Linked DNA regions of Homo sapiens: region 1 is linked to region 2. The links are chromatin loops, found by intact Hi-C in ENCODE. Cell type or tissue: Caco-2. All regions are shown on one strand.

The links. Hi-C counts contacts between places; a loop is a spot of excess contacts. Peaks named below come from ENCODE experiments on the same cell type or tissue, not always from the same donor. Only the 100,000 strongest peaks of a DNase experiment are listed, where the experiment ranks them.
Region 1: a loop joins it to region 2, with 4 times the contacts of the local background. A loop is called at or near these places in 2 of 110 quality-filtered maps.

Annotation. Positions count from the first base shown.
Region 1 is chr10:58,636,342-58,638,841 of GRCh38, forward strand. The region is part of intron 2 of BICC1 (BicC family RNA binding protein 1); the gene reads left to right. Among named protein-coding and RNA genes, the nearest start is that of BICC1, 120 kb to the left of the region's middle. In Caco-2, no CTCF peak of the experiment used is centred here; a DNase peak (open chromatin) is centred at 1,200.
Region 2 is chr10:58,554,386-58,556,885 of GRCh38, forward strand. All of the region lies in intron 1 of BICC1 (BicC family RNA binding protein 1), which reads left to right. Among named protein-coding and RNA genes, the nearest start is that of BICC1, 43 kb to the left of the region's middle. In Caco-2, no CTCF peak of the experiment used is centred here; a DNase peak (open chromatin) is centred at 1,296.

The sequences.
Region 1 (2,500 bases), 82 kb after region 2:
AAATTTCGTATTTGTCTTTCTTAATGGGAAAACACAGTAAATTAAATATTATTAAAGCAATAAGAGGTAGTGCTATCTTGTCCCATCCTCCTGCCTCCCCACCTCCTCCCCAACACACAAAAAGATCCTATGGGTGTTCTTAAGGAGCTGTTGTCTGAGATAGGGCCTAGGAAGTAGGTTTTTAAAACTTGGGTGATCCAGAGCGGATGATGATATGCATTCTTCCATACACATCATTGTCTCCTCCTCCTCCTCCTCCTTCTCCCTTTTTTCCTTCCCCAATTCATGCCAGGCTGTCATTTTGAATCAATAAGTGAATGTAACAAATAAGAGATGTTAATACTATGAAGAATACTGAACTAGGAGCCATGAGTTCTGGCTTTGAATTCCAGTACAGTCACCAGCTGTGAAATCTTGGGCAAGTCATTTGACAACTGAGCTTCAGTTCTCCTGCTTAGAAAATGGGGATAATTCCTCATAGAATTGATGTTAAAATTGGTTGAAATATGCACTCAAAAGTGCTTTATAAACAGTAAAGCATTGAGCAAATGCGAGAGATGATTTGATTCTTTAGAGAAGACCCTTTCATTCTAGTGTTTGCATCCTCTGGCTGGGGGGAAGGCTGTGTGGCTGATGTAGGATGAGGCACCTTCCATATCTTTAGTTGCTTGAAAAAAACCACACACAGTTCTATAATATTTTTGGCAATTTGTCTCAGTTTAAAGCTGTGATCGTAACTTTTATTTGGGGATACTACTTTCTTGATTCTTATATGGGGAAAAATTCCATTTGTTGGTTTCCTTTTATTTAAATATGTTTATGTATTTTGCATTTTAGAATAAAAACATTTCCTTCTCGAGTGAAGATTTTTTTTCTTTTCTTTTGAGGTGGTGGTTAAGTTCTCATGTAATAGGATAGTTGGTTGCTATTAGAAATATGTTTTTTCCTTTGTTATGAAATGGAAAATTGTCAGAAACTGATAGGCTGTGGTTAGATGAGGTTTGCTACCAATAAAGAATTATCAGGGTAAACTGAACTTTCATTTAGGATGCAAAAATATTTGTTTTGCTTGGCAGCATGGCATAAAAAGAAAATCCAAGAAACTTCTTGTTTCAGGAGCTGCCAGTTCTCTCTGTGGCTCAAAGAACGTTTCGTGTCTCAGCCACAAGAATTTGCCGCTGGTTCTGATGTTCATTGTCTTCCCTCCTCACGCACGCTTTGCTTTCAGCTTTTGGCTTTACAGCCCTTTGCTATAAGATGATGAAAGTCCTTCCAGGGCTACTCATTAACTTTCCCTTCTACATCTTACTGGTATGAATAGTGGGAGCCTTTCATCTTTATTGTTATGAAAGCTTTTATAGAATATTGAATGCAGGGCACTGTGTTAGAGCTCTGTAAAACATGATAACATAGTAGATTCTGTCAGTTATTGGCTGTGAGTAGAGGTAGTTTGTTGAGGATCAGTATAGGTACCAGTGGCATAACTTATAAATTGGGACAGGCATGGTGGACCAGAGGGGATCTAGTAACTAAGCACTGTGATAGCCAGGGGAATCACTTAAACAGGACCAGTAAGGTACAGAAGGCCTGGGAATTTGGGGGAGGTATGCGAACAGGAAGATAAAGGGACTGATATTAGGAAATTAGAAGGAAGAATCTTGGATGTAGGATGTAGTGGAATGAAGTGGATTTTAAAGTTTCTAATACTAAATGACAGACATAGTAACATCTAGCAGGAGGGCTGTTTTGGAGGAAAAAAAGAATGTAATTTTAACTAATACGATGACTTTTAAGTCTAGGTGGTAAGGTTTAGAGTAACAGAGCAGGGCTGGAAATAGTGACTTATTAGGAATTAACTTGCATTCCAGAAATTGAGGGTTCATGTAGAATTGCCTGTAAGCCAGGAGTTTTCTTATTCATCTCTTTAATGTTATAGAAAATAACATCTGTACTTTATGGTAAGTAATTACAGAGTTAAAAAAAAAGGCCATTTGAAAAAAACAGCTTAAAAATGTCAAATAGGAAATGTGGGGATAAGTGTATTCTTTTCAAAATGTGGTTCTGAATTGGACTAACTCAAGCTGCAGTTAAAGGAAAAAAGGCTCGTTTATTTGACTCTTGCCTTCTTTGCTTTCTCCCTGTCTCAGGCTCCTTTCCCCAACGCCTCTCCCCTTTTTGGTCTCAGTGCTTCTGAAATGTAGACACTGGTCTACACATGGGTCACCCAGAGTTCACAGACTTGAAAGTCCTCTTATTCCCAAGAGCTGTGTGTGCCTCATCAGCCTTCTCTGGGTTTTGTGGCAGGGGGTGATGAGAAAGGATGCCCAGAGGCTACTTGTACCAATAAGAGCCACCGCTTGTTGTGAAAAGAGCACCAATGAGGAGAAAGCAGGCAGAGATAGTCCCGGCACTGGGTATCTCTTCAAGGCCTCTGGTTCCGTTATTCGTCAAAGGAGGGGTAGAACTAAGCATATGGTCTCTAAAGCTTTGAAATTCTTTT
Region 2 (2,500 bases):
TTTAAAATTGAACTTTAGTCAATGCTGTAGTTATGTAATTTTTATAAAGAGCCTACAATATATAGATTCTCTTATTAAACATGTTAGCCATTATAAACGCCTTAGGCAAACAGGCATTCTTATTTTATGGTTCAGTTTCTGAAGTTCCTACTCTTTTTTGTTGTTCTTCCTGTGATGTAAGTCAGGAGCAGTGGTTTTGGAAGAAAGTATAAAGAAGGTGCAAACATCAGAAAAAAAATGCTTGTGTGTTTACTAGAACAGCATTTGTATAATAAGAATTACTTTGTGTTTTTGATCCATGAAATATACACATTCATTATGGCTAAAAGGAAGGACCTAATTTAAACAATGTGATATCAATGTTGGTTTAATATCCTGATTTTTAAAGTCTTATATGACTTACATTTGATTTTTTTTTTTTTGCCTCTCTAGCCTTGTTAGAATTACATTTAATTTTGGTATAATAAATTCTGTTATATATACCTCCTTTTCTATTTTATATATTAATATTTTACTATTTTATTTTCTTGTAAGCTTAATTCTGTTTGTTTCTCTTTTGGCTCTGTGACTGATCAAGAACATATTAAATGTATAAAGTCTGAGCTTGTTATTTTAAATTTGTAATGTCCAGGTTTTGTTATAAATACCTTAGTGTCTTTCTTTAAAAAGAAAAAGAACAAGTAATAAGTAACTCACATAGTGGGGAGAGTAAAACCATTTTAGCTGAAATGGTTTAGATCTAGGATAATTATTTGGGGGAAAATACATTTTCGAGATTTTTTCATATTTTTGCTTGAATTACCTTTACTTTCAGTGCAAACTTCTGAAATTTGATGTAATGTACTCTTTATTCCTGTTGTAACAACCTCATAGATGTCAGGTTTTTATTTTACAGCTGAAGAGAATAGAGGCTGTTGGACATTTTTTTTTTTTTTTTTTTTTTTTTTTTAGGTGGCTGACCCTAGGACGTAAGCAGCAATACTAAATGTTGCAACTTGTGGTCCTATGTATTGTAACCTGTTGGAAGTAGAGTAATTAGTAGTACTGGTGGAAATCTTAAAAACATCAATATAAATAGGCAAAATTTCTTTTCTGATTATCAAGATCAAAAAAGGGAAGCTAAGGTCTAGGTGATGAGGTTCTCTATGTGAAGTCAGTTAATTTTCAATGAGCAGATCAGCGTTCTTATCTCTTCTCACAATAATGATTAGCAGTTCTTTGCAAAGGAAGTTTCAGTGAGTGCTTGAAAAATATGGGTCACTGAGGTCTGTCATGCGAAACTAAGTGTTGGCCTGGCATCTCTGGAACTCAAATGATGGCCAAGCAGGCTTGACTTCAGTGAAACAGGGTTTTAATGATTAAATGGAAATGGATGAAGTTGGTGAACAAATATAGTGACTTCAAAGCCTTTAACTTGGATTACTGGAGAATCAAGTGAAATATTTCACCACTGTGTTATCACTAAAGAGAATCAGTTCTGTGTGTGGTATTGGTTCTTTAAACATTATGTTCTACACTAAGGACCCGAACTGTCATTCCCAGTTAGATAGTGTTTGAATGGGAAGTAATGTTGAATTGTTTATTCTTAAAATTTTTTTTTATTTCCTTAATTATGGTTATTTAGATAATCCATCAATTATAGAATGAGAAGCCTATTTGTAAGATTGTGGAATTTCTAGTTTTCGAGTGTTGGGGGATAGTTAATATTATGACAAATTATTAACTTAGGGTGATTGCGAAAGTTATACCTCCTAGGTTGAGTTTAAAATGCTAGTCTCTTACTGTTGAATGTGAAACCTTGAATATGTCTAATTTTTATTGGCATGGATGTATGCATACAAATAGAGAAAGGTAAATTCTACTCATTTGCAGCTTCTCAGATATTCTGAAATTGCATTACTAGCTCTAAAATAAACATAATAGGTCAATTTGGTCTTGCATCGAAGCATTTTATGTAAGGAAAATGTATATTAAAAGTTATTGAATTTCTTGATGGGCCATAAATCCCCTTAGCATCAAAGTTTGCAGCTTGGTTAAGAGTATGAAGGAGAAAAGAAACTTGACCAAGAAATGTTACTTAGAAAATATTTGTATGGAGTTAAATTACCATAATTTCAATTCCTCTTATGCCAGATTTTGCCCTTAAAAGTGAAAAGCAATTTGATTGATAGAGCAGTTGATGCAGGCAGGCAGAAACCTTTTTTTTTAAAAATCACTCTTCAGATTGCTCATGAGTTTGTTTTTTTCTTAACATCACTTACAATATTATCATTATGTAAATATTTGCTGTGGAATCAAGTAGTATACTTGGAGTGATTAAGAAGAAAACAATCTTAAATTACTAAGTATGCAGTTCAAAAGGTAATGGCCTAGGCATCAAAGTCCGAAAGAGTGTCAGTTTTGTCCTTTTGTCTGTTTCTTCTCAGTCATATGAGGCTTCCATTTAAAAAGAATTCTCATATGTTTTTCTTGCATTACTATTTTTTATTCTAGTGTAACA